Linked DNA regions of Mus musculus: regions 2, 3 and 4 are each linked to region 1. A link is a loop called in an ENCODE intact Hi-C map of the cell type or tissue named here. Cell type or tissue: left cerebral cortex. All regions are shown on one strand. Region 1 has its middle 16 kb from the start of Gm38991. Region 2 overlaps Gm46016 (a long non-coding RNA gene). Region 3 overlaps Gm36722. Region 4 has its middle 47 kb from the start of Gm36656.

Evidence for each region. Hi-C counts contacts between places; a loop is a spot of excess contacts. Peaks named below come from ENCODE experiments on the same cell type or tissue, not always from the same donor. Only the 100,000 strongest peaks of a DNase experiment are listed, where the experiment ranks them.
Region 2: a loop joins it to region 1, with 12 times the contacts of the local background. A loop is called at or near these places in 2 of 42 quality-filtered maps.
Region 3: it touches region 1 in a loop (4-fold over the local background); 8 of 42 quality-filtered maps call a loop at or near these places.
Region 4: it touches region 1 in a loop (3-fold over the local background); 2 of 42 quality-filtered maps call a loop at or near these places.

What each region holds. Positions count from the first base shown.
Region 1 is chr7:36,058,538-36,062,537 of GRCm38, reverse strand. No RefSeq gene overlaps it. Among named protein-coding and RNA genes, the nearest start is that of Gm38991, 16 kb to the left of the region's middle. In left cerebral cortex, no CTCF peak of the experiment used is centred here; DNase peaks (open chromatin) are centred at 647, 1,335 and 1,961; H3K27ac peaks cover 2,363 bases.
Region 2 is chr7:36,173,826-36,177,825 of GRCm38, reverse strand. All of the region lies in intron 1 of Gm46016 (a long non-coding RNA gene), which reads right to left. Among named protein-coding and RNA genes, the nearest start is that of Gm46016, 4.5 kb to the right of the region's middle. In left cerebral cortex, no CTCF peak of the experiment used is centred here; a DNase peak (open chromatin) is centred at 2,336.
Region 3 is chr7:36,693,094-36,697,093 of GRCm38, reverse strand. It overlaps Gm36722, which reads left to right. Exons shown (of 3, transcript XM_030243157.1): 1 at 1-1,237. The coding sequence ends at 231. Among named protein-coding and RNA genes, the nearest start is that of Tshz3, 3.0 kb to the left of the region's middle. In left cerebral cortex, no CTCF peak of the experiment used is centred here; DNase peaks (open chromatin) are centred at 1,048, 1,349, 1,643, 2,105 and 2 more places; H3K4me3 peaks cover 2,720 bases; H3K27ac peaks cover 2,917 bases.
Region 4 is chr7:36,865,161-36,869,160 of GRCm38, reverse strand. No RefSeq gene overlaps it. Among named protein-coding and RNA genes, the nearest start is that of Gm36656, 47 kb to the left of the region's middle. In left cerebral cortex, a CTCF peak has its summit at 2,144; a DNase peak (open chromatin) is centred at 2,336; H3K27ac peaks cover 1,839 bases.

The DNA of each region.
Region 1 (4,000 bases):
CAGGGCTGGCTCCCACAGATATATGTTATCCTAGCCCTTTGAATATAACAGCAATGGGCTTTCTCCCCTGGAGTGGGGATAAACACCATGCTGCTTGCCACTTTAAGAAGACGATGGACCTCCCCCCAAGTCCACAACTCTTTCCCCAAGCTGAAAGGCTTCCAGAAGAAGACAGCACTACCCGAGTTTCCAGAAAGTCTGTTCCCACAATGCCCACCTCCCAGCGTGACCTTCATCCCACATCCTGTGACCCTCCCTCTGCTTCCACTTCTCTACAATAAGCAGCTCCCCAGCTATTCCCCTGGGGAGGCCTCATGGGTCCTGCTGCTCTCAAGGTCATGTCCCAGCGGTTGCAGAGAATGAAGAAGGTGGAACCCAGAGAGGGCTACGAGAAGCTAAGATCCCAATGGCATCAGGCGATGCCCCAGTTGAAAGGTGAGCAGGTGTGAAGTGATAGGCAGAAAGGGGTCACCTGTCCTCCACAGGCAGAATAAGTAGGTCTAGGCTATTGTTTTAAAATATGCATTCTCTGTCTTTAAAACATATATGTGTGTGTGTGTGTGTGTGTGTGTGTGTGTGTGTGTAGGAAGATTCGGGATGGGGGGTTGCTCTAGCTAGATAAATTCAGAGTGATCTGAATAAATTACCACAGTTTAAGTTTAGTGCATAAAGAATCCAGGATGGCTCTGCTGTGCATTTCAATGAAGCCCATTTCAGTGAGGACTCTGGTTGGGCTGTCGCAGCTCCATCAGAGCGATGGCTGCCCTAATAAGTAGGAAGGAGGTATCCATGGTTCCCTGCCCAGGAATTGTCCTCATGGGACTGGGATCAGCCTCTGAGGGGAGGCAAGGCGAACTCAAGAAGAGAGGAGACCAGCAGCTGGGATGCGAGGTTGAAGGCCTGCAGGGAAAGGTGGATGGGCTATGTAGGTCACCGCCAGGCTTGAGCCAGCCAAGGTGCCCCTCTTGGTGCAGCCAAGGCCTGTCCTCTGCATCTTCCAGGTTTTCCCAAGAGAATCCAGGATGAGCATGGGACCTGAGCAGCCAGCTGGCAGCCTCTGACCTGCGTCTCCCAGTTCTCTCCCCCTCTTCAACAATGAAATACAGCAATACCAACAGTGGGACTCAGAGTGTCTGGCCATGCCTTCCTGAGTCCTTTAGAGGAAGGACTTCAAGGAGAGAAGGGAAGAGTCAGAAAAGGAAGAAGGAAGAGGGGGAGAAAGGCCAAGGAGGAAGAAGAGATGTAAATAAAACCCTGGCTGATGCCACCAGAATGCAGAGGTGAGGCATAGCTCTTTTGCAGCTTTCCTTGGGCCCCAATGGTTGTATTTGCAAGAACTGGGAGGGAAAAGACAGACACCCACCAGCCCACTGAATGTGTCAAGAGATATCTCCAGAGGCAGCACCCAGGTTGGGAGGACAAGGGGACAAAGGCATATCTGAGAGGAAAAAAAAATGATAGCCCACTCTGGCCATGGTTCTAAAGAATCTGAGTCTGACTCAATACACAGCTATTTGACACTCAGAGGCCTGAAGCATGGGAGAACTATAGAGTCCCCAGCCAGTGCCAACAGCAAAGGTCTCTGCTATCACCAGACAGGGAAGCCCAGAGCTCCTCCCAGGTGAGCAGAGGAGATGCTGTAGTCTGGCCAAGGAGATAGGGAACATAGCCAGGCTCTTCGTAAAGGGCATTGTGGAGACCTGGGACCAATCTCACAAAGAAAATAGAAACAGCTAAACTCCTAAAATCAGCCTCCATCTCTGCTCTCTGGATGGAGTTTGCTCCTGGACTTCTGTGAATAGTTAGCTGAAAAGCTGTCAGAGTGGACATCTGTTGTTTTTGCCTGCCCAGCCGCTTCACTCCTTTCGCTGGAAATAGCATCCTGATTTTCCTTCAAGAACTGCCCCTCCCCCCCCCCACGCAGCATCCATTTGGTCTCTAGGAGGAGCTGAACCCACCCACCCCCAGCTCCAAGGATAGGCAAGTGACCCGGTCCAGGACAACAACTAGGACATCACATCCCACACACTGGCTCAGGGGGTGGGGACAGGGACCTAAATCAAGAACAGCCTCACTCAATCACAGGTCTTTGTATAAAAAGAGAAATCTTTTTCCCTCCTGGTGCTCCTGAGAGGAAACATGAAAGTCTGGAGCTGCTGGCAGCCATCTTGCCATCACAATGAATGCAACCACGCTGCCTGATAAAGGAGGCAAGGCCGAGGAGATAGAAGCTGAATCCTTCTTGACAGCATCCTGACCCCTAGATCCAGCCCTTCCTGAAGCTCTACTCAGCAAGATTCTCAGTTTCAGAAACCGATGTTATCTGTTTTTGACAAGCCCATCTAATCTGGCCTTCCACATAAAAACCTTTGACTAAGTTGGTGTGCTTGCACGCCAATGGACTGACAGACTGAAGGGTCCATCTGTGCTGGTGCACAAGATGCATAAAGACTACAATTATTTTCTTTTCATAGTGCTGGGGCCTGTGAGAAAAAGAAACCCAAGATTAAAATGTCAGGAGGTCTGAGTGGCGGGAGCTGCTAGCTCTCTGCTTCCAAAGGGCTCCTGGTTGCTGTGCCTTCTGGGACAAAAGGTCAGAATCTCCACTTGGTGAGAGGCAGAGGAACAGGCCAGGCAATTATCATTAAGCCTTAGTCATACAAAGCCTTCATCCATTTATACAGGAGGTGCTTGTGGCTTAATCTCCCCCTTAAAGGTCTCAGGATCATCTCATTGGCACCTGAATCATACTTTAACACCTGAATTTAGGAATGAACCCACCCTAACCAGTGAGACCTCTGATGTCCCAGGACTGATGGGGACTGATGCCCCCAGGAACCTAGCAGATTCCTAGAGTCTCTAAGTGGATGTGTATGTATGCTTGTTCCGTTGCATTCTGGGATGGCTTCGATTGAAGCTTCCTCCCCAGGAGGCTGTGGAGTCTCTGTGGCCTACAACTTACTCATCAGGAACTGGAATGTGGTTTTTATTCTTCTCCTTCCTCTGCTACCTTAGTTACTGATTAATCCCAGACCCATCAAATACACACACCATTTAAAAATACAATCGGGACACTCATGTATCCATCTATAGATAGTAAAGAACAGTTTGTTGAAGCCCCTGGAATGTATGGCTGCCATGTAGGCGGTGGTAGCGAGCATCACAAATACACACTCCTGCAGAAAAATACTACTTAGTTGGTAATTCAAGCCCGGGGGCAGGTGGTGGTGAATAATCACCTTATTTTGAATATTGGACCACAAAAGTAATAATAGCACTTAGAAAACTTATAGTCTGATCTGTTCTTGTCTTTGAAATCTTGTGTGTGTGTGAGTGTGTGTGTGTGTGTGTGTGTGTGTGTGTGTGTTGTGTGTGTGTGTGTGTGTGTGAAATGCGTAAGGTTACCACCTCTTCCCAAGAGCCCAGGCCACTGTCTCCAGCCAGCCAGGTGCAGCCAGTTGGAGACTACACAGCCCAGCTCCCTGGGCTCTGATGTCCCATCAGGCTTCGACCTTGTTTAGTAGCCTGCTTCTGCCCCGTGATAACATCACATTAGGGCATATGGCTGGACCGCCTCAGCACCCATAGCTGTAAGATGCCTAGAAGGGAAGAGCTTCCAGTCTGTCCTGCAGTGGTCCAGAGAAGTCATGGACCAACTCCATTATGACTTCAAGGGGGGTTAGGAAATGGTTCAGCTGCTAAAGTGTTTGTTGTGCAAGTGTGAAGACCAAGTGGTACACGAGTGAGTCTCACATTTAGCTCTCTCTCGGCATGGATGCTGTGGTGGCTCGTGCACTAAAGGGTGGTCCCTCAGCTCTAGGTTCTGTCAACCTTAGGAGGGTGGGATCTGGCTGGGAGAAGTAAGTCACTAGGAGTGGGTCTTTAAGGATATATTATTTCCAGCCCTGAAATGACTAAGCACCTAGCAAACCAAGCAGTCCCAAAACACCACTCATGGCGGACAATTGCCCTGTGCTAGAGCCTGCCCACCCAAAAGCCA
Region 2 (4,000 bases), 120 kb before region 1:
TTGTTCAGTCTGCTCGGACTGCTGAGTCTATGAGTTGAAGCCCAGGCTTTTGAGCACACAGAACACTCTCTGGTCACTGTTGGGGTCCGTGAATCACTGAAGAATGATACCCCAGACTCAAATAGTATGTAAAAGCAAAGAATATTTATTTCCTGCATTCAGAGGCCCAATTCCATCAGGAAGGAAGGACCACAACTGAATTCACAGATTCAGTTTTAAAGCCAGTAAGAGGAACCTTAGGGAAGGATAGGTGATCTATATCTTGATTGGTGGGTTCTATCTCTGGGGGTACTGGGTGATGCTATGATTGGTTAGTCTTGCTTCAAGCATCTTTGACTATTTTTGCTTTATTCAAGGGAGGTTAGCTCTTGGCCTAACTCTTGACTATGAGCTTGGCTAACTGTCCAAGCTGGGGAGGGGTAAATAAGCCTGCAGTTGTTCCAGTAACTGACTTGCCCAGTTCCAGGAAGTAGAAACTCATGCCTGGTCTCCTGAACTACTGGTTTGCAGCCTGTCATGGAGTCAGCCTGGCTCAGGCCAATTCACTCCTTTCAGTCATGACCCCTCTGAGTTGGTTCACTGGGTTCTCAGGCCATGGAATCACCTGCAGCCAGGCAGAAGAAACTCATCACCTTTCTACCTCCCTGCCTCCTACAAGACCTCCCCTTGGTTGCAGGCCATGTGTTTGTCCCCTTGTGAAAGAGGAGCCTTGCCTTCCTCACTGGACGTAGCCATTCATTCAACCACTGGCTCAATAAATTGAGTATCTATGATAGGCCAAGTGTTACTTAAAGTACTGGAGAGGAACAACTTCAGGATCTATTCGAGCCTTCAGTTTCCAAAAGTTCAGCCCATGATCAGTCCACTTGAGAGAGGAGTAAGGAGAGGGACAGAGGGAGAGAAAGAGACAGGGAGACAAAGAGATAGAATATGCTAGAAGGAGCCCTTCAAAGACATGCCCCTGAGTGGCCCACAGTTCATAGTGGTCCATACAGAGTCCATGCCCTGAACACATAAGTCTTCAGAGGGACACTGAGCCATCATGTGTCCCTCTGAAGACTTATGCTAGATACTGACCTAGACAGACCCAGCATCGGAGGACTCCAACTGGAACAAGAGAAAGGGGCTACTAAATGAGAAACTTCAGAACCAGACCCTGGATTTAAACGACTCTAAAGTGCTAAAATATGTGTGTGGTAAGGAGACCCAGGTGAGTCTTAAGAAATTAAGGAAGGCCTGGGGTGATGGCTCAGTGGGTAAGAACACTGACTACTCTGCTCTTCAAGAGGACCCAGGTTCAATTCCCAGCACCCACATGGTGGTTTGCAACCATCTGTAATCTCTAGTTCCAGAGGATCTGACTTTCTCTTCTGGCCTCCTCAGGCACTAGGCACACACATGGTGCAGACAAAAGAATCATATACATAATATAAAAGTAAGTATTAAAGAAATTTCCAGAAAGAAAATAAGGTACTGAGCTAATGAGAATTAGGTGGAGTATAGCTCTGTCATAATGTGTACTCAGCAAGTGACAGACTCAGCATGCATGCATGTGCACACACATATATGTATGCACACACAGGACTCACTGAGCATCATCAGCGTGGAGGGTGAACTGGTGGAAAAGGACAACTCTCAGAGGGACAAGCCTTGCTGAGTCACAAAGGACTCTTCATCTTAGGGGCACAGAAAGTCACTGAAGTGTAAAGCTCCCAGATGACATGGGCAAGCCCGAGTTTTAGAAGGACCATTCTGGTTTCCTTCGGAGAGAAGAGACTGGTACAAAGGAGGACCAGTTCGGCTCAGGGGTCATCTTACCAGAGACCAGGAGCCCTGGCTATTATCTATTTGTTAACTAAGCTAACAGGGAGGGAGGGAGGGAGGAGAAGAGGCAAGGCCAAAGCTTTAGGTCCTCCCATCCCCAACTATTTAACGTGCACGGGGTTGATTCTGAAGTTTTGGAAGGAGACCCACTTCCTCACATACCCCCAAAGCATTTTCACTACCCACCTAAATAGCACACCCACCTGCAGAAAGGGATATATGTGGCTCCAAGCCTCCCATCCAGAAGTTGGTCACTTTGGTGGCAGGGAAGGGAACATGGACTTCTAGCCACAGTATAAACCCCAATAGGCCAGAGGGCCAGAGATGCCAATCTGTGGGTTCTGTCCGTGTTCTCTTCTAAGGGTCCAGGGGCCTGCAGCTCAAGTGCCATATGTATACAGTTCAACACCAGCTCTGCTATTGACATGATGTCAATGGAGAGGGATGCATCAGGCTGCTCCACCACCGTGCGGATCATGTGTCCCACATTGATTAAGCTTCCTGGTCCTCCTCAGCAGCTGCTCTACTCCCACCACTCAGCCTGGTGAGCTGTTCTCCATCATGGGCTGCTAATTAAGGATTGTCGGGGTGGGGAGCTTCACAGGCAAGTCCTGAATCCTTGTCCCAGATCTCAAAAACAAATTCCCAGGACTTTGCCTCTAAAAACAAAGGAGAGGAATGTTTTCAGGGATGGGTTTCTGTCTTTTGGCTTGCAAAATGACAATATGCCCCTTGTAGGAAATGTTGAGAACAGTACATTCGTTTAAGCATGTAAACGCAAAAATGTGAACTTTGTGATCCTAACTTGTAATTGTGCTTAAATTATTCCATGTATGCTTCTGTGAGCCTGTATATGCCTCTGTGTGTGTGTGTGTGTGTGTGTGTGTGTGTGTGCGTGCGTGCGTGCGTGCGTGCGTGCGTGCGTGCGTGCGTGTGCGCGCGCGCACGCGCACGCTGTGTTGTTAAATTACAGTGTTCGTTTTATCATTCACCCTTTGTCTTTAGGAATCTATTGCTGTGATAAAACACCAGGACCGAAAGAAACTAAGGGAGAAAAGGGTTTATTTAGGCTTCAAAGTTCCCCATCACAGTCCATCATTGAAGGGAACCATGGCAGGAAATCAGAGCAGGAACCAGGATGCAGGAGCTGATGCAGAGGCCATGAAGCAATGCTACTTACTGGCTCGTGGCTTGCTCAATCTGCCTTCTTATGGCACCCAGGACCACCTGCTCAGGTGTCTGCAGTGAGCGGGTCCCTCTTGATACCAATCGCTAAAATATACTACAGGCTTGCCCACAGGCCAATGGGCAGGAGAATTATCCCAGCCTTCTTCTAAACGGATTGTAGCTTCTGTCACATTGACATAGAACTAGCCAGAACATCCTGGGACTGTTACGATAACTCTTATAATTAATACTGCAGTGAACATCCTGAGGATAAATACCTAAAGAGGAGTTCAGAAGATTTCTGATTTAGTATAGGAATGAGAATAGATTATAGAAAGGAACAGGTTATTAATACTTTGTTTTGCATTATGAATTTGCTTTATTGAAATATTGAACTTTAGAAATGTATAGATTTAAAGCAGGGAATATAGCTGCTCAGTGGTAGAGCTCCTGCCTAGAATCCCTCAGTGAGGGGCTGGGGGCGTGGCTCAGTGGTAGAGCCCCTGCCTAGAATCCCCCAGTGAGGGGCTGGAGGGTGTGGCTCAGTGGTAGAGCCCCTGCCTAGAATCCCCCAGTGAGGGGCTGGGGGTGTGGCTCAGTGGTAGAGCCCCTACCTAGAATCCCCCAGTGAGGGGCTGGAGGGTGTGGCTCAGTGGTAGAGCACTTTCCTAGCATCCATTAGATCCTAGTTTTAATACCCAGTACCACAAATACAAAGAAGTGTATTCATTTATTATCCCAGCAACAGAAAAGACTCTTTACAAGTATTCCAGATAACTTTGTCATGTAAATGAAATACCATCACCTGGACAGGTATGGTGGGACAACCTGCAATTCAAGCTCACTGGGGTGAGGAGTGGTGAGGCAGGAGAGTCAAAAAGTTTCAAGAATGACAGGGTTACATAGTTAAGACAGATTTGGGGGACACTCACTTAATCCTCCTTCTTACCCTGGTATCAAGAGTTGACACTTATTTAGATTGTTCTAATTTCTGGATCTGTGCAAATTC
Region 3 (4,000 bases), 630 kb before region 1:
CAAGTTTCCTTTACTGACTTTGGGACGATCACCGTCTCAGCACCCCGCGTCTCGCCCCCTTGGGCTACTGGCCGCGCCCCCCACCCACTGCGTCGGAGGTTGCCAAGGCGGGAACGGGGGAGGGAGAAGAAACTCGGGTTCCCCTGCCCATCCCCCGCCGGGGTGCGCCCTGGACAGGGTACTGCCCCAGCCGCTCCCAGCTTAGGGGCAGTTCTGGACGAAGGGGATTGATTATTGATTGAGTGATTGGGGTCGCAGAGGCTCCGGGCAGACTCGGCCGATGTGCCCCGGGAAGGAGGCGGCTGGAAGGCTGCGGTGGCGACAGGGCGACGTGGGCTCACTTACTCTGGTGGTGAGGGCGCGGGTGGGCTGGAATTCACGCGGGCGACCCTCGAGCGGTGGCGGCTGAGCGCCAGCCAGAGCTTGAGAGGCGCGGGCGGCGGCGCATCGATGCGCTGCGGGCTCGATTGCGTCTCCCTGGGCCAGCTCTTAGGCCGGGAATGGGGCGGCCGCGGCGCAGCGGGCTCTGGGCGGCGGTGGCTGGGGTGGCCTCTGGGCCCCCAGCTCCCGGGAGCAGCACTATATCTGGGTGCTCCGGCTGGGACCCTGAAACCCACGTGAGCCCCGAGGCCCACAGTCTACCCGAGGGCCGGCACCCTGCGCCCCAGGACTAGCTGCCTGAGCGCACTGGGAGCTGCAAACCCTGGCCTTCCTTTCTTGCTTCTTTTTTTCTTCTTCTTCCTCTTATTTTAAACTTATTCTTCTCTTCCCTCTTATTCAGCCCTGTCTCTTTTTCATGCTTTCTTTGTGGTTGGTTTTTCAAGTTTGTTTTAAAAGTTCACAGCGTGCTTTCTTTTTCTTATAGACCAGGAGACCAAGATCTCACCCTACCGGTAAGATCAAAAGTCTCCGCTCGCCCCCGGCCGGCCGGCTTGGGCTGGGTCCAGACGCCTCCCTGAATGCAGATGTGTGGCTGCTGTCCTCCGGGGCTATAAAGCCGGCTCCAGCGCCTAGGCGCTCGAGAGTTGAGTTAACCCGGTGTGGATCCCGGGCGGAGTCGAGAGCCAGAAGCCGGCTGCGGCTGAGCTCCCGAGCTGCCTGTGTGTGTGTCGCGTACCCGTGGGTGGGTGCGCCTGGGGTGTCTGATGCCTGCGGCCTCAGAGGCCGAAGCAGCGTCTCCTCCAGGCCGTGGAGACGCGGGCCTCGGCGCGTAAAGCTTCTTGCGAGCGAGGGATCGGTGAGTCGTCTGGCCCCGCCGTTGGCCTTACGGTTCAGGTGGCCGCGGCGCCCCTCTGACCTGAAGGAGGGTCGTTGTCCCTGGAGGTCAGACCCAGAAGGTCTGGCTTACATTCAAAGCGGGGAGAGCCCATCTAGGCACGCCGGCGGCGGCGACGTGTTCATAGCGCTGGGTACCACGCACCGGGAGTTCGCCCAAAGGATGCTTCCCTCTCCCTTTGCTTTCTTTTGGTGCTCTCTCAACCTTCGTTCTCTCGCTGCCCACCCCCACCCCTCATACCCTCGTGCCGTGACCCAAGCGGCTCCCCTGTCGCCCGTCCTCACCCCTGCTTGCCAGTGCCTAGCCCTCCCTGCTCAGGCGCCGCGCACTGTGTGATCCGCCCTAACATCTGTCCGTCCAACCATTGGCGCATCCATCAGTGTCAATGGACTGCACATTGCAGCGACAGCCTGTCACGCACAACACGGGCTGTGCGGAGTGCACGCTGCGACCACACTGCCTTGCCCGATGGGGCACTCAAACAGACTCGGCCGTCTTGGCACCGCCTGGATTCCCATTTCTGCTGAGTTCTTTTAGCTACATGCACCCATTCACCTTTGGGGGATCCCAACATGTGCATAGTTTTTCAGGTCGTTCTACGGATGGAACATTGAAACAGCGAAAGTAGGCAAGGTCAGCCTACTCCTTATATTTCCCTAGGATTTATCTTCCCTTCTGCTGTAAGGTTGGGTGTAACTAAAAGAGAAGGGTTCCCCAAATTCTCACCCAACTCAAAGTAGACCCTGAAGCTACCTGAATGCTACCTGAATGCAGGACCTTAACTTCCTTAACCTGGCGAGGTACTAGGTTGTGGGGTTTGCCCCTCTGCATCTAACAAGATTTCAACAATAAAAACTTTGTATAGCCGGGCTGACCGCTGTTTCCAGGGCCTGACATGGAGAAATGCCAACTGATGGACTCTCCGTGAAAATGAAGGGCTCTGTATAGGAAGAAATGGCGTCTGGTAGTAGTAACTCTGAAGTTCACATGTCATTACAGGGGGGAAAAAAAGGGCAGAGCCATATGTTTGAGAAATCAGAGCTTGCAGATAATTCCTGGCTGCCGAGGCTGCATTTTCGAGTTCTTCCTATTGTACTTCTTTGGTTTCTGCTCCTTCTGGATCTACTCAGATGGTAAACACACAAGCACAGGTGTCCCCATGAGTCTGTCCCTCCCAGAGGCCTTTCGATTCTTTAAGAACCTCAGGGGAAGGGTGTGTGTGGGGTCCTACTTCTCTGACATCTGAATGAAGTCTGCCTGGCATTTGACCTGACTTTATTATTGTAAATATTTTCTGTCGACTATCCCGACGGCAAGCAACCCTTTCTGCAGTTCATATCGCTGTTAGGGGATCCCGATGGGAAAAGAGCCGCGTTCAGGCAAGCGCTAAGGGTTGCTAGGTTCTGGGAAAGGCCAGAGAAGTGTTGCATAGGCACGCTCAGGACAGTAACCTGTGCTGTAAGACGTCGCGGCTCCTTGCACCGCCTCATCCAGCGGTCCAGCTGTTTTCTCACTCTACTAGAGGGCGGAAAAGCCTGAGCATGGTAGAGGATATAGAATTCTGTGAAAGATCTACTATGTAGAAATCGTTCCCTCTACTCTTCACAGAGACGCGGTTATCTTTTTAAAAAGCAACAATGGGTTTTCAGTGTCTGTGCAAGTACCTAGGAACTTCTGGTCCACTTTGAATTATGCTGGGTAGTAAATGTCTTAAGTTAAATACGTCTACCTTTGGGAGGTGCCGCGTTTCTGAGAATAATTTCTTAAACCCCTAAAAATAGACAGAGGAAGGAAGGAGATGAATAAAGAGAAACATCCAAACACTCAGTGCCAGCCCATGGGGGAAACTGAGAGTTGGCATCTCGGTCAGGAGACTCACCTTGAAACTGGGTGGTCAGATTATGACCCCTTCAACGTTCCCAAGAGCCAAAGAGGCAATCTTGACCACCCCTGAGACTGCATCTAAGACTCAGAGGTCCTCTACCTCCTGCTGAATCTCCAGAAGACTCCCAGAGAGAGTTGTCTAGGTCAGGGGTGAAACACCCTACCAAGCTTTTCCAATTTTGAGCCCTGGGTTTCCATTCCTGGGACCGTTTATCATAAGTTTCATCCACCTTGGCTAGCCTGAGCCCCTTGAGGGTGAGGTATACCAATTAGAGACATGGCTCAAAACAGTGTTCTGAGGTGCAAGGAGTCTAGCCCCCTGCCCCCACTGCCCAGTATACTGTTTACAGTTGTATGATGGGATGTAGTGGCTTGGCTATGCCTGGAGGCAGACAAGTTTGTATTCTAGATGGCCGCTAAATGACAGCCCTTCTGGTCCTAGGAAGGCTGGAGTGTCTCTTAGTTGAGTGCCCACCTAGAAGAAAAAAATCCTGAATGCCATCATTCCAGGACCTGGAGCTAGGGCTGGCTGGTGTCTCTCAGCCTAAAGTCTGACCTCAGACGGGGGTACATGCTGAGTCCGTGGAAGGATCATCTTGAAGGACAAGGACTCTGGGAGACTTTGGTGATAGCATGGGCCTTTGGCAACAACCCAGGGTTGCGCCCTGACAAGAGGCCCCAGGAGTAATTCATCTCCAGCCTGAAATGGTCAGAAGCCTAATGGACCTGCTTTTTTCCCCCTCACTTTTCTGGGTTAGGCAGTGGTGGAAAAATGCCATGAGTCCTAACATTACTACCTCAACCTGGCACTGGGCTTCAGTCCCTGCCAGAGCCTGAGGT
Region 4 (4,000 bases), 810 kb before region 1:
AAACTCTTGAGTGTCGGAAGCTCTGGTCTCACCTGGGAGTGTTTCTGATAGGTGACTGGATTGTGAAGTTACTAACTCCACCAATGCATTCATTCACCCACCGCCAAGCGCATGAGTGACTCTGCTGTTAGAAGATGGTACCTGTGCAGAGGTCAAAGGTCACTGAGTGACTGCTTTTGATGAGTGCATCTTGTCCTGCCTCTTCCTGTCTCTGCCTCCTGGTTTCTCTGAGGTGAGCAGTTTTCCTTCCTCTGCCAAACCCCATGACCAAGAAGTTTTAGCCCTCACAACAGGCATAAAAGCAGTGGATCCTAAACAATTGTTTTGCCTTTGTCTGGTATTCGATCACAGCCATTGGAAACCAATACAAGGGAAAGAACCTGAAGGAGCCCAAGGAAACAATCAAAGGAAGGACTAAGAAAGGACTAGGTCAGAGTTACCTCGCTCAGGATAATATGTTCTAGTTCCATCCATTTGCCTGGAAAACTCAGGATGTCCTTGTTCTTAATAGCTGAGCAGTATTCCATTGTATAAATGAACCACATTTTTAATCTGTGGTAGGTTATCTAGGTTGTTTCCAGCTTTGGGCTATCACACACACACACACACACACACACACACACACACACACACACACACAAAGGCTTCTATGAACATAGTTGAACATGTGCCCCTGTGGCATGGTGGGGCATGCTTTGGGTATATTCCCAGGAGTGGTATAACTGGGTCTTCAGGCAGATCTATTTCTAATTTTCTGAGGAATCTCCAGATTGATTTGCAGAGTGGTTGTACCAGTTTGCCCACTAATAAAGGGATAGTAGGGAAAAAAATTACAGAACACCCAAGATACAGTCCACAGAACTCAAGAAGGTCAATAAGCTGAAGTGTCCAAGTAAGGATGCCTCAGTCCCACTTGGGAGGGAGAAGAAAGCAATCAAAAATAAATTTAAAAAACAAAAAAGAAAAAGAAAGGACTGGGAAAGAATGTGGGATACAAGAGGACAGGGTAAGCGCAGACCTAACAGGGAGAAGCCAGAATCCATCTCTGACAGTACAGTGCATCAGCATACATATGGGCTTATGTTTTTAATCTAGAGAGGGACAAGCCTGGCCTGACCCATCCAACTATGGGTCAAGGCAACAAAACCTCATGCACAGTAAGTCCCTGTGGTGGTTTGAATATGCTTGGCCCATGGGAAGTGGCACTATTAGGAGGTGTGACCTTACTGGAGGAGGTGCGGCTCTGTTAGAGGAAGTGTGTCACTGTGGAGGTGGGGCTTTGAGGTCTCATAGATATGCTCAAGTCGGGCCAGTGTGATCTAGCCCCTCCCTCTGGTTGCCCGCGGAAGACAGTCTCCTCCTGGCTGCCTTCCAATCAAGGTGTAGAACTCTCAGCTCTTCCAGCACCATGTCTGCCTGGATGCTACCATGCTTTGTGCCGTGATGTTTTGCACCTTAGGAATTATCTAAATCTCTGCAGGAATAAGGACCAAGGAGGTGGGCTAGGGGAAGAGGGGCATCCACATCTGTCAACATGAGTGGCCAAATTTATCACTCTTAAAAGGTGACTTTGGAACAGAGAGTCTGAGAACTCCCATGAGCCAGTGAGAAACAACCCTGAAAGGCTGTAGGGGCTGGAGGGATGGCACAAGAGTTAAGAGTGTGTACTGCTCTACAGATGACCCAAGTTCATTCCCAGTACCCACATCAAAGAGCTCACACCAGCCTTTAACTCAAGCTCCTAGAATCCAATGCCCTCCTCCGGTCTCTTCAGGTGCCTGCATTCAAATGCATTGTACAAAACTGCACTTATATACACACACATACATACATACATACATACATACATATATACATACACACACATATACATAATTATAGAAAATAAAATAAAATATTTTTAATAGAAAAGTCAGAGAGACACTTCACAAAATGTATGAGACACTTCACAAAAGTGCATTGCAAGCTACCATCTTCGAGCAAATGAGCAGCGGTTCCATCCTGGTTATAACCAGTTAAAAACCAACAAAGTGCCATTGAGACCCGGACCAGACAGCACCATACAGAATCACAAGCACAGAATGCAGCCTGCATTCGGAGGCCCTGGACCACAGGGGCTCTCTCGGGCCCTGCTGGTGACAGGAAGAATTGGAGCAATCAGTTTGCAAAGGCATTTGACAGTGTCTACACCGAACACCCTCCACCCTTCAGAAATAAACCCAGCAAAAACAAGCGTGCTTGCCACCAGCAGTACCGTATATAATTGCCCCAATCTGGGAGCCATCCCAACGTCCGTCACCACGAGGATGGATAAATGGACCGTGGAGCACTTCACGTGACAGATCACTGTAGGCGTGCTGTGCCTTGATTTAAACATTTCTAAAAATGACTTTGGTTTGGGAAATGTGGGAGGCATTCAGCCCTTCTGCTCCCCGTTGCTGGGGACGGGACTGTCGGTGTCAGTGATGAGAGGTGGCTTTCACAGTGTGAGACAGACCTGGGCTACTGAGGGCTGTGAGATGGTGCTTTGGGGGTGCATTTCTGATCAAGGACAGACCTCCTCACACAGCTCTGGAGACCTTGCGATCAACCTCTCTATGCTTCAGATAGCACCCTGCCTCCAGTGCTCTGTCAGCCTACACTGCCCTGAGGAAGGTGAATCCCACCCCAGGAAGTCTCTCAGATGTATACTCCAGTCATGTCTGGACAAAGGTTCTCTGGCCACTCCTGGGACTCCCATATGTGACTGTGGCACCCCAAGAAACCTGTGCCACAGGAGCCCTTACGAATAATATGTCCCTCTTGGATCAGTACTAGGCTCACATTATAGGAATCCTATCTAGTTATGGAAATGTCTGTGTTTTACTCTCTTTATAGGCCATTCAAAATGTCTGTGTTTTACTCTCTTTATAGGTCATTCCAAAGCCACAGCGGGGTTCTAAATGAACTCTAGTTACTTGTTGTTGTTTATTTAGATTCATTTTCATTGTGTGTGTGTCTGCATGTGTAAGCAAGTTATATGTGTGATGTGTGTGACTGTGTGTATGTGTGATGTGTGTCTGTGTGTATGTGTGTGTGTGTGTGCAATTGCACATGCACAAGAGCCATATATGTATATCATGCCCAAGGAGGTCAGAAGAGAGCATCAGATCCCTTGTAGCTGGAGTTATTAGCAGTTTGAGCCACCAGATGTGTGTGCTGGGAGCAGCACTCAAAACTCAGGTATGGAAGAGAAAAACTCTTAACTGCACAACCATCTCTCTCCTGCTCTGATCTGTCTTAGAACCTACGTTCTCATCAAAGAACATACCCTCTTCATGGGGTAAAAGCCACATCATTCCGGTTTCTAGCACTGGCCCCCAGTGTCTGAGCCAAGACAAGTGCTAATGGATCTTGGGCTGAGCCAACAAGGGAATGAGCAGTAGGGGACCTTGGCCACAGCAGCTGCCAAGTCAGGTGACACCTCCAGCTTAGAGACTGCAAAGACCAAGCATAAGCCACCCACCACCCACCATGGGCTGCTGGGAAGAGTTTAGGATGCACATCTTGCAGCTTGGGAAACTGAGTCTTGGGGAGGCGAGAAGCTACACTCACATAGAGATGTGACAGTTGAGATATGCACTCAAGCTTGCCCCTCTCCAGGATCAATTGAAAGACATAGGACCCTTCATCCCTGTGGGCAGCTTTCAGCACCTTCTTTTGAGATGCAAATATAGAAGCAAAAAGGAGCAATCGAAGAGACCCCCAGCAAGGTATGGTATATACAGTTCCTGGAACCTGCACGATGCTCTCCCTCCAGTCTGGAGCTATGTTGGTCTGGTGGCTGGCACAGCTCACCATGCTCAGAGGTTGTTTGCTTCATTGGTGCAGACATCCCCCAAAGCATCCCAGAGCCAGCTTCCAGTCACCCTGACCAGGACTGGCAGCACTGGCCAGATCAAATCTGCAGTTTTGGTGCCTGACAGGCACCAACTGACTCAATTACTGGTGCTGTTGGGCT